Regions from separate parts of the Mus musculus genome. Here region 2 is linked to region 1. Evidence: chromatin contacts called from ENCODE Hi-C or POLR2A ChIA-PET data. All regions are on one chromosome and are shown on one strand. The core of a region is the stretch at or near the end of the contact, and the rest is flanking DNA. Distances in the headings are between cores, read along the strand shown.

Region 1 (5,904 bases), core at 1,458-3,957:
CCCCATTTCTCTCTCTCTCTCTCTCTCTCTCTCTCTCTCTCTCTCTCTCTCTCTCTCTCTCTGTGTGTGTGTGTGTGTGTGTGTGTTTGTGTGTGTGTGTAGGGCAGAGGAGGACTTCTGGTATGTTCCTCTATTATGATCCATCTTATTTTTTGAGACCCCCTAGCTTTTCTGTGAGCACTGCGGAGTTGATGCAGGCTGTGTAGCAAGCACTTTGCCAACTGAGCCACATTCCCAGATTCCTAAGTTCACTACTTAATCAGGGACCCTTATCAGCAAATGGTTAAGAGCCATATTTAACTATATTCTTGAAATTCTAGTTCCATGACACATGGCCAATATTGCGTTTTAAAACAAACACTAGCCATATTCTTCAGGGCAGAATTATCTCTAGACAGACAGGTAAGAATGATACTATTTGCATATTGTCATTGATGCTCCCTGCCTCTCTATTTATGTAAAAGTCTCTATATAAAGATTATTTGCCACAGAAGAAAGAGCATGTCTAGTGCACTTAAACTGCTGCACCCTAATTTCTCCCCTTTATCAGAGGAAAAACCACTTTTCTTCATGTTTTCCACAGGCTTCAAGCCCCAACAGTTCATCACTTTCCACTAGCCAAGTACAGTGAGAGGTGCTATGGAGATCGTTTTATTTTAATCAATTACTTTTACTAATTAGAGATAGGATTTTGCTATGTAGCACAGGCTGGCTTGAGACTGACAATCCTCCTGTTTCTGCCTTCCTAAACATTGGCATTACAGAAATGGACTATAGTGTCCAGTTCAGGGATACAAGTTTTGAAAAGAAAACTTTTGTCACCCTAACACATGCTATTATAATAATAGCTGACTTCTATTGATTACACATTCTACATGATACATACTGTTCATGAATTACTTCATTCCCTGTATCTACCCTATGAAGATGGTGCTGCGATCATCCACCTTTGAAGATAAAAGCATCAGTTAGAAATGTATCCAAGGCCAGCACATGCTGAAGCTGTAGTCCAAAGGCAATCTGTGAATTCTTAAGGATTATCATGCTCTTATGTATATATTCTAATAGTATTTGATCTAGCTGCACCCAAATTACCTCCAATTCTTTCTGTATATCTTTCCTACCCATTGAAATCTGGCAAGCATTCCAGAAGAATTCCCTGTAATAAGGAAATGTTGGGTCCTGTGTTGTCCAAAAGGCAATCACAAGCTTTATTTGTCTTTTTAGAACTTATATGTATAACTAACAGACTGGAAGTCGTAACAATTGTATTTCATTAAGTTTGAATGAACACATTTGACTGATGGGTACTATTCTGGATAAGAGGGATGTAGACGATGCTAATTCCGATTTCTGTGTGAAGACAAGACTCAGATGAATCAGTCAATACTCAGAAGAATCAGTCAATACTCAGTCACAAAAAAGAATGACCAAAGAATCTTTAAATTAGAAGCACCCCCAATCCCAACCATTTGAGTACAACTCCCCATTCTATTCAGACTTTCACTTTAGTGACAAACTATCCTTAGCATGTGATCCATCATGTACTTCCAGGGGAGATAATGAAGACAGTGTCATTGTTTGGCATTGCATTGGAAAACTTGGGGAACACTCTATCAGCAAGTCACCACTTTGAACACATACTCAGTTATACTTTTGCCTAAGAGAAAAGAAATCAAGGCCTATTTTATTTCTCGTCAGAACCTTGGGTTCATAGGCACAAAAGGGTGCTGACCGAGTTAAAGGGTGGGAACAGTACCTGCAGCAGAGCCTGCACTCAAGGTTGATACCAAAAGGGGTGTAAAGAACACAGAAAGAAGTGTCTCCTACTCAAAGCATAAACATGCAAACCCGATGTCAGAATTTACAGATGGTCAGTGCAAAACCAGGAAGTGATTCCATATTTGCATGACCATGTAACATCATCTGCTGCTGAAATCTCAGAGTCATGGCTGCTAAGGGCTTTGCTCCACCCTCCAGAGAGACTGGCAGTACCAAGAAGCAGCAGCAACCTGGGGAAGCCTCTATGTACTGTGTGTGTTGATGGCTTAGGACACACCTGTCACACACACACTTTTTTCTTCCTGTATTTAAGAGTGATCTTCACGATCAGATCCTCCGAGTCATCTTGCAGTTATAGCCACTGGACTGTAAAGGGAACAGCGTCCAATACAGGTTGGAAGCTCACAGAAACAGGGCCCTGGGCTCATACAAAAAAAAAAAGAAAAAACAAAAAAACCTTCCCACTCAGCTGCTCTCCAGCCCCAGCCAAGAGCCAGCTGAACTGCCCGTTGCTACATCGCATTGCCTTGGCTATAAGGTTTACAATTGGGCAGCTTATAGGATGTTGTACCGGGGACAGAAGAAGACAGTGGGCCTCTTTGCCAAAGGCAATGCTGGAAATGACAGAGGATGAATTTATGGTTGCCCCTAGTCCTAGAGCTGGAAGGTGAAGTAAAAGGACTTTAAGGCTCCAGCAAGGGCTCTAACTCCACATGTGCCCATAAGCGCTAACTTCCCTCCAAGATCCAGACAGGAGCCAGCTAAAAGGGATAAGATTAGGGGCCAGGTAAGCAGACCGTACTCGGTTCACTGACTGCCTGACCATCACAGCGTCACAAATGGCCGGGGCCTGCGGAGGCCGCGCGCGCAGCTCTCCGGGGCGGAGCCGCTGGGCCCAGGGTTCGGGGGCCCGAGCCACCTCGAGGCTGTCCAGCCTGCGGCTCCGAGGTCGCACGGGGCAGGCAAGATGTCGCAGCTGCAGCCCGCATCGCTAAGGCGGTCGGCTGAGCTCCCGGGTCCCAGCCGCAGCAGACGAGTGCAGCGCGCGCCCCGGGTCGGGCGGAGCTAGAGGCGGGCGCCGGGCTGGCGTCGCGCCACCGCAGCTCCCCGCCTTCCGCCCAGCTCGCGCCCGGCGCCCTGACCGTGGGTGCTGCTGCAGGTACCTGGGCGAGGCCTCGAGCACCCCGGCGGCGGCTGCTCGGGCCAGATCGGCACTCCGGAGCCCTTCAGGAGCGCACCCCGCAGCGCCTGACGCCTCCCTTAGCTCCTCCTCGGCGGGCGATCCCCTCCCCGGCCCTCCCCCTCCTCCCACCCCGGAGGATGCGCTTCCCAGCGCCCAGCGGCAGAGGCCACGGCTCCCAGAAATGCGTGCTCCCGAACCACTTCGCCCAGACCCGCGGAGCCCGCGCCCCCGCCCAGTAGGTAGGTCGCCGAGGCGGGGCCAGGCCTTGAAGGCTACCGGCTGCTGATGCTGCGGCCAGGAAGAACCGGAGCCTCCCTCCTGGGCTGCCGAGGTGTACTAATGGCGCTGGGCGCAGCCCCCGGGGGACCCGAAACGCTCTGCTTGGAACGTTCGAGGCCGAGCCGGGGCGCAGGGCCACTGGACCCTCCTCGCTAACAATCAGGGGACCCTCGGTTGGGGGCTGGGAGAGCTTGGAAGGATAGGTTGGCGCGGAGCTTCTTTGAAAGGAGACCGTTGCCTTTTTCTCGAGCTCAAGTAGATTGTGTCATTGCATTTTTAAAAAACAGGATCAGCAAATGCGTTCTTCCTGTTCTTTTTGCTAAAATGTAGACGACCACGGTTGTTGTTTTAGAGGTATTTAGGGGTGGTTATGAATTTTTGTGTAATTTACAGCTAGCCGAGTGGTATATAAAGTCAGTGGTGCAAACACTTTAACATTTTGGGTGTCAGTTTAAGGAAAGTCTTTCTAGAAATCAGATTACCTAGGTAGGTGATGGATGAGGCTGGCGTGTTCTCGTAGGATAAAGCTGACTGGAGCCAATGGGTTTGAGAGCTGCAAGTTTGATACAGGTGTCGGGAGTTGAGACTCTGAAAGATGCGCCAGCAGAGGCAGTCTTGTCTCCGGCCTCGCCTTCAACTCTGAGCTGACCCTTGCTTTTCTGAGAATCTGGTTGAGTCTTTTTTTCCTGTTCTTGAAATAAAAGTAATACATTAGGGCTTTTAATAAAATTGTTTCCTCTCAGGCTGCCGTTTTGGATTTTACGTTAAGCAATAAGGTTTAGAATTTTGAAAAAATTGTTATTGTAAGCTCCAATTTTATAAGCACTATTTCAGATTAAAGATTTTGGCTAACTGAATCAATATAAATACTAAGAGGACAGAATCACCATCATTACCAGGTCCTCTTCCCCCTGCTACTCCTCGACCACCCCCCCCTTCTCTTCCCATTCTCTAATTCCCCAATGTTGAATGCCTTATAGCTGTTTGTTGGTTATTTGTTGAATGAATGAAATTGTATTTCAAGATACACATTGTATATAACCCAACCATTTAAAATTATAGTATAAGATTGTTGTTGTTGTTGCTAGTGCAATTAACTGTATTTTAAATAATTGCTTCTTTCTATAAACAGGCTAACTTGGTTATTTTTCATTGACATTTCCGGCGTCAACAGCAAGGCTCTGTTAAGGTTCCCTTCGTGTCCACTTTCCAGTGTTATAGCAATTAATACCATTTCAATTTTACTTTAAAAAAACAATTTAGAAGGCAGAATTTATGTTTAAAGAAATCTATTAAGTTATTTCAGAAGGAGCAGTGATCTGGTTAATAAGTAACAGGTAACTTGTTTTAAAGTTGAGCTGTGGTTTATTTTTAATATATATATATATATATTGTTAAAGCTAAAGAGGGAAACAAAACATTTAAAAGCGTCTGTGGTTCCAAAGTAAACTCATATATATATCATATAGATAGAGATTTATTTATTTATTTATTTATTTATTTATTTATTTATTTTTGATGCTAGGAGCCAGATCCAAGATTAGACTCGAGGCTTCTGATGTATTGGGCTAATCCTATTTGAGCAACATCTTCAACCTTAGAAATGGCATTTTAGCTATTTTCTCTATAAATTGAGGTTTTTAGATGATCCTGTGTCTTTTCTGCTTGAAAATGTTTAGGAGAAAAAGACAAACAAAACAAAAACAAAAAATCCGTTTCTGTTTGCCTTCCATTTACACTGTGAGGGTTTGGGCTTTGGCATTTGTTTTTCTGTCACATAATGTAGTGAGTCATCATTAACTTCTTTAAAAAGAAAAAAAAAAGGTTTGTTTATTTTTTATCTATGTGAGTACACTGTTGCTCTTAAAACATGCCAGAAGAGGGCATCAGATCCTATTCCAGATGGTTGTAAGCCACCATGTAGTTGCTGGGAATTGAACTCAGGACCTCTGGAAGAGCAGTCAGCATCTCTCCAACCCCCATCATTAACTTCTCTCCTTAGCACATGTATCAGGGAACTCATTTTCTTTCCTTCTCCCACCCTAATTTCCATGCATCATCTTCCTTACTATCCAGAATATTACCCACAATCCTATTTTCACACAGTGGTAAATCATATAGAGTACTATTTCTTCTCTAATCTAGTTGGATTGTTTCAGATAGGTGAAGAAAAACTTTTAGATAAAAGGTAGGAAGACCAGAGGATATTGTGGGAAGAGAAGGTGTGATTAAACCAATTTGTATGAATAATGTATGAAAATAAAGCAGGCTGCCATGCCCAATAAAGATAGGGGCAATTTTAGAATCTTTCTTATAATCAAGGGTATTGAGTAATTCATTTGTGTTGTTTGTTCTGGAAAACCTGCTATTTTCTAAGAGAGCCTGTAGTTCTGATATGCCTTTTACTTCTTTTAAAATGATGTTTTTATATGTGTGTGGGTGTCTTGCCTGCAGATGAGTCTGTGCACCATGTGCATGCAGTGTATATAAAGGGCAGAAGAGGGCGTATCTCCTGGGACCAGAGTTCTAAACTGTGGTGAGCCACTATGTAGAGGTTTGGGATTAAGCCCAGGTTCTTTGCCAGAGTTCTTGACAGCTGAGCTATCATTCCCCACCCCAACCCCTGACTCCTACAGACATCTTACTTTTAACTTCTGGAC
Region 2 (6,816 bases), core at 2,861-5,360, 39 kb before region 1:
ACCCTCTTTTCAAGGCTCCTATAATTAAGCCAGCCTTCAACCCTGGGTCTGTGCTGAGTACTAAAAACAATAAGCTCTCAGGAAGGAAAAGCTTTTATGAAGATTGCCTCTTTGTGGCACAAATCAGCCTAAATAACACAATTTCCAGGAAAGGGAGTTTGGGGTCTTGGGTTTCCTCCCTTGCAATCTTTAATATTGTAACAAGCAATTGCACCTAGAAGGGCTAGCCATAAATACCATCCACACTGTGCAACTAACCTGGCAAGAATACTTGCTAAATGGAAACATTGTTGAAGAGATGATTTCAAGATTGGTGGGCCTGGATTTTTCCCTTGCTTTCAGCTTTGTGCTGTTTTACTGGCTTGGCTATTCCTATCACAAAGTGACCCTAGATTGGCCTGCTTGCTGCCTGCCTGAGGTTCAAAAGGGTATTGAAATTTACAAGGATCTTGCCCTTGTCACCAACTCCCAGGGCACAGCATTCTCACACTTTTTAAGATGATGCCTGCTCCCAATAGCCCTGAAGTCAAGCAAGACTGCTCAACAAAGCTGCCCACAGATTAGTACATGCTTATCACCTACCAGGCAATTGCAAATATCCTTCCTCTGAGAAAGAGAGAGACAGAGATAGAGAGATAGAGAAACAGAGAGACAGAGACTGGCTTCTGGATGCTTGCATTTCAAAAGGGGCAAAGCCCTGGGCTTCCTAGTTTGAACTGTGTGCGTGTCGACTTCTCAGACTTAAAGTTCTTTCAATATCAGAATTGCCCTAACTTCACAAATTATATATACCTTGCTGAGACAAGCAAATGCTCTAGTAGGTCGTGTGTTTTGTTTTGGTTTGTTTTAAGAAACTGTGAGCGACATCTCAATTCAAATAAAGAAAACACCACAGTACTCCCTATGAGAGAAGAAAGCAGCCCAAGAACTATGTATATATCCAATTCATTCCAAACTTCTTCAGGAGAATTTTTAGAAGAGCGGCAAAGAAAAAAAATCAATTAGTTTGTGAGCTAAAGTTTCCAGTTTATGGGACAAGGTAAGACTTGCTCAAGATCGCCAAACTTAATGTAAGTAGGAAAACTCACAGTGTAATAACGGGTAGATCTCGTCCGGAGGAATATCAAAACGACTACATTTGGTCGCCAAAAAAATCTCTGCTTTTCCCAACTTCCTCTGCTACTCAGTGAGCTAAATCACTTAAGCACCAAGGACCAATTTAGGGAGGGGCGGCAAGTCTACATCTCCCTTTTCCCTTTAGATTTGTTGGCCAGCAGCCTGATCTTTCTTTCCTAATGGCATTTCGTTTCTAGGACAGTCCCTCCTCCCCGTATCTATCTGTCTAATTATCCCATTGTTCAAATCTTTCAAAAGGAAAACGCAGATAGCTCTATGCAAAGAACATTTTTTCTTTTACCCTGGTTCTTAGCCTTCCAGTAACTCACTCTTTCTTTCTCTGAAACCAGTGTCGCAGAGAGGAGATGGGGCTTAAAGTTCCAAAGTTCTCTTTCTTTCTCCCTGCTTATGCCACCCCAGTTCCTCCCCACTCCACCCACGCTCAATTATTTTTTAAATAGGTTGAAGCGCTTGCAAGAGTTTATTCTGTTTCTACCTCTGACCCAGACGTAGGACATAGAAAAGGTGTGTCTAGACAGGAGACAGGAAAAAGGGATGCTTGAGAACAACCAATATAAAAGAAAACTACTCTAACTGGGATTAAGTATTTTAAAGATTAACAAGGAGACTTTAAAATTCTGTCTTCTGCCTTATTTGTTCTTCTTAACACACATGTTTGGCGTAGCAGGCTCTATTCTAAACGCTTTTAATATATGCCCCTTGTTGATTAAAAAGCATTCAAACCAACTTTAAATCCGTGCGTGCTTTCTGAACGTCTCCTCCATATTCTTTTATGACACTGCATGGCAGTTAAGCCTTCAAAGACAAAATGGAAAAACTTTAACCAGTTGCTACTTTATTACAAGCAAACCATTTCCCGCTGCAATTTTTTGCAACCAGTATAATTAAATGCACTGGTGTAGTGAGAGAGAAAAAAATCTCTTAGGGTTGTGCCACCCCAGCTCCACACGCCTATAATGATTTCAGGTCTTGCTTCCGGCGTTTGGAAGATTCCATTAATTGTGTGCTCGCGTGGCAAACCTTAACTTCAAGGGGTGGGGGAGTGAAGCCATCACTAAGCGCTGGGAACTCTCGCTCCTGCCCCCTACTCTAGCTGAGAAAGCGAGGCCTGGAGAGCTCACACTCAGCTCAAACACTGGATAACCGCAGGGTGCAGGCCTGGATTGGACAGGGCCAGCAAGCCTCGGGCTGTCTGCTCTGTCCCTGAGGAAAAGCCATGCTGTCCGTGAGCACCCAGGTGCCCGCCCAGAGACTGAGTGCAGAGCTGGGAAGTTCGCCACCCACGGTTCTGCGGCCAAGCAGTGCTGACCCCATCCTGCCTCGCCAGGCCCCGCCCGGCCCCCGATGATCCTGTGATTTGCCTGGAGTTGAGTTTCAGAAGTCAGGACAGAAAGTTTCAGATTTCTGTTCACACGGTTATTGAAGACACCGCGGTGAGGACCGCACAAAAGAGGCCAGGGCCTGTAGGGAAGGGGTTTTGTGTTTTAACGACACGCTGGCTGCAGATCCTTGGCGTTACTCCGGCTCCTTCCCACTCCCCATCAACCCAATCTGCGCCCAGTCCAGTCAGTCTTTTGCTGTCTCTTTTTCTCTTGTCCTTTCCCGCTGCACCGGTCTAGTGTAACCAAGGAATGGAGTTTGGAAAGGGTGCCTTAGTCAGATTTCCAGAAAGATAATTATCTGTGTAAGGTGGAGGGTCTCGGTGATTGATGGATGTCTTCTTTTCTCAAAGGCCTTTTTCCACCAAGCACAAAGAGCACCATGTGGAGTCTCTAGACCTCCACTAACCCACCCAGCGCTACAGCGCCAGATGGTCTAGCTCACGCCAGACTCCCCGAGACTGTCTTGCTCACTTCCTGAGCGCGCGGAAAAGTCGGCAGAGCCTGCTAAAAAATCCCCACAGTATGCAGAGAGAGACAGAGACTTAAAAACGGAGTCTGAACACCACACCTGGAGTTTACACAATCCATGCTGTACGTGCACTAAGAACTAGCGATCTGGGCAAACTTTACAAAACAAATACAGTGTACAAGTAAATACAAATCCTCTCCCCGGATGCTAAAGAACTCCGTGGCTGCACACACCGGAGAAACTGGAGGGATGACTGGGACATTTAATTTGGATAATCCAAATCCGAGAACTTTGAACTCGAAAACCTACTCAGATTTGTGTCCTACAATCCCTCTTCCCATCAGTAGGAAGACCACTCAAGCCTGCCATTTACCGAGATAGTTACACCCCCTCCCTCCAGTTTCTGTGTCCAGAGATACAAAGGAAGTAACCAGAGGTGACTAATCCAACAATGCACGGGGACAACCTCCTGCAGTTAGGCACCTGGACCGGTGAGCGGGCGTCCTTTATCTGACCACAACCTAGAGGCTGGGGAGCTGGCAGGGTGAAAAAAAAAAAAAAAAAACTTTGACTTAAAGCTTTCAAAATCCCCTGAGGGTCAACATGACCGCTCCGGTCAGCCACTCAGCAGCTTGATCCAGAAGAGGGACAGCCCAGAGGGGTGGGTCGCCGAGCCTAGCACTCCCACCCTAGACGTCACACACGCTCACTCGCACTCAGCCACGCGCTAGCGGTTATTCTTTAAACCGAGGGTAGAAACTCGGCGGGAGAGATCACGGCTTGCAGGTGATGGCCCAAAACCCAGGAGCCCTCGCCCGACACGCCCGCCCCATGCGCTCTCGCGCCTGCGCCCGCTCCCGCCGCCGGCGGTCAACCCCAGCGCTCCACTCCCGGCTCCCAGGTGCGCGGTGGCATTCCCACGCCTCTGCCAACGCCTCTCGGCAGCCATTGGCCAGCGCGGGTCCGCCCCTCCATATTAACCAATAGAAAGCCACACCGTCCCAGGGAGGCGGGGCCTGGAGAGTGGCCAGGGCGGGCACACGAAGAAGCGGAGGGGCCCCGCCCGCGCTGGGGGGCGTGGCCAGTACCGGGTCTTGCGCCCTGGCTGGGCTGCAGCGTGGGAAAGAACCTCCAGGAGCCGACCGCGCCGCCGAGGGAGCGGCGCCTGCAGAAGCCGGGCAGGGAGGGAGGGAGGAAGCCCGCGGGGAGCGCGCTGCGTTCCGCTAGGCGACAGTAGCTGCTCCTCCTTCGTCGCGATGAAGCGCCCTTGTGAGGAAACGACCTCCGAAAGCGACCTGGACGAGACCATCGACGTGGGGAGCGAGAACAATTACCCTGGGTGAGCGCGGAAAAGCGGGAGGGTGTCCGGGGAGCTTCGGGTGGAGAGGAGACCGTTTTCCCCGGGAAGCGGGTGCTAGAGTCGGGTGGGGCGAGAGATGGAGTTCACACTAGGCGTGGGAGCGACTGGAAGGGAGCTGGACTGGAGCGTGCAGGAGATGGCGAGGGAGGGTCCAGGGCTGTCAGCACAGGACACGCATACTGGCACGTCCGGGCGACGCCCCCGGTACTGGAACTGTATTTAGGGACAGTTCCAAAATAGGTCAGGAGAAAAGAAAAACAACTGGATTTCTGTTTTGAGAGAAACTGGGATCGCGACTTGAGTTTTTGAGGAGGTAAAGCATCTGAGCTAAACAGGCTGAGCTGCGCAGGTCGACAGAGGGTGATCTGGCTGACCCACCCATGAGTGACAGATATAAGGAGCAGATGAGACAGCATTGCTTTGCCTGCTTGTCCTTTAGTCTCCAGGAGATCAAGGTTCTGATCACAGAAGACAGACCTCCTGTTTCCTGTGACAGCAAGATTACCCAACCATTTTAGAGGCGGGGGGGGGTCAAATGATAATTGCTTCTAATTGGCTTGCCCAGAAGCACCTTATTTATTTATTTGCAGCTGTCACTCAAAGAGTGAAATCCTTCCCGCATATAGAAAACTGGATTTATTTCACGGGCTTATTTTAAGACGTAGAAATCAAAGCCGGAAAAATAGCTAAAGCAAAAACGATGCTTATGAGACAGTTTACCAACTCTCTCATTGTTAAAGTATTAAAAAAAAAAATGAAACCGTAGGCTGTCACTAGAAGGGGTGAGGAAGGAGTCAGTTGATTTCGAATTAAGACCCAGAAGTGAGCCGAAGGGGTGGTAATAGAACTTCTCAAAACTAGAGAGGACCTGGAGAGTTTAAGACACTAAAGAAGCATAGTACCTGTGAATTTCAAAGTGACAGAAAGTCCTAGGAGAGTATACATTAATGGACCAACTACACCACCAAATAATCACTTGATTGAACCTTGCAGTCTAAAAATACCTTTTAGTAAACTCAAGGTGAATTGCAGCTTCTCGAGATATCAGCTTGGTTTTAAGGCTGGTGGCACAGTTTCATTTTCAAAGTTAAAGCATGAAAAGTGCAAAAACTAAATTTCAACTTTCCACCCAATGATATGGTTAGGATATTCTTTTAGAGGATCAATATGCAAAACTTACAATCTGTTCTTTTTAGGCTATCCAATAAGGTTTGGGGATAGTAGGAGAATTAGGTTTTTGTTTTAAAAGTCGCATATAGAGACACATTCGACATGTGCTGCTCTTGAACGTTCAGTATGTCTGGCAGAAGAGAATGGGAGTACACATCCAGATGGGTTGGTGACTTTTGAGAAATACATGAGAGAAATAGGACACACTAATCCCCCGACCTGTCACCCTAACTGGCTATCATTTCATTAGAGAACTCAAAAGTTCAGGTTCATTTTTGCCACTTGAATGGGCAGCATAGCATTTCGAAAATCATGTTTACTTATTCAGTGTGCGTGTCCGGCTAGGTGCATGTCACTGTCACCGTCACTTCTGTTTGTGGAGGTGCAAGTGGTTCTTCCCCATGCATCCTGTGGGCCCAAAGGACTGGAGCTCATGCCAGATCATCACACTTTGTGGCCAACTGCCTTTACTTGCTAAGCTGTCTCAAGGCCTCAACAGCATTGTTAAGGCATAATTATTATCTGGAAACTAAAATAAAGCCTCCAAATAGCATAGATATGAAAAAAGTCAACAGACAGAAAAAAGTAATATAATGCGCAGTCAGTCAGAATATTATTGGGTGCCATGAACTGGGGCAGGGAAGGGGCCTATGACCTTGATACAGCACCTGACTTGTCTTCCTCCTTCACAGGCACGCTACAAGCTCAGTGATGAGGTCCAATTCACCGACAACTACCTCTCAGATTATGGCAAGAAAGAAAAGGAGAGGGGTAGGTGACACCCCCCCCCTTGTGTCATGTAATTAAGCATGTGTATCACTGTTGTTATTTTCTTACTTGGATAATTTTTCTGTATGTGTACTGTACCCTTAGATTTTTGTTTTGCTTTCCTTGGGCTAGATCATAGAAAAAAGGCGTCGGGATCGAATAAATAACAGTTTATCTGAATTGAGAAGACTAGTGCCAACAGCTTTTGAAAAACAAGTAAGTTATCCCCCCCCCAAAAAAAAAAACCAGCTCAAAGCATCTGACTTTCTCATCTGGGACTGTAGATTCTTCTTGAAGATCATTAAAATAATGGTGTGTGCTCTGCACACTCTGATCCGGCGTAGAAGAGCTATTTCAATAAAATGCTTTGTTGTGGCAGAACTATTAAAAACATAATCCATCATGAAGTCGAAGACATTTCCATTCTTTAGCTTATTTTCCCCTTAAGGGTAATTGTGTTCCTGCTTTCTCTGTTCTTTCCATGAAGCCAGCAGGGGTTTTGCTTAAAACTGTGCTGTATATGGTATTCT

Evidence for each region. A loop is a pair of places that touch in the nucleus more often than their neighbours do. ChIA-PET counts read pairs that join two places held with the same protein, here RNA polymerase II (POLR2A).
Region 2: a map of heart shows a loop between it and region 1 (4-fold over the local background). The contact joins the promoter of Hey2 here to the promoter of Ncoa7 in region 1. A Hi-C loop is called at or near these places in 3 of 37 maps with a recorded cell type or tissue (T-helper 17 cell and heart). POLR2A ChIA-PET finds 5 or more read pairs at or near these places in 2 of 5 experiments (Patski and embryonic stem cell).

What each region holds. Positions count from the first base shown.
Region 1 is chr10:30,800,129-30,806,032 of GRCm38, reverse strand. Ncoa7 (nuclear receptor coactivator 7) reads left to right here and starts at 2,707. Exons shown (of 16, transcript NM_172495.6): 1 at 2,707-3,204.
Region 2 is chr10:30,840,077-30,846,892 of GRCm38, reverse strand. Hey2 (hairy/enhancer-of-split related with YRPW motif 2) reads left to right here and starts at 4,110. Exons shown (of 5, transcript NM_013904.1): 1 at 4,110-4,327; 2 at 6,211-6,289; 3 at 6,419-6,502. The coding sequence starts at 4,245.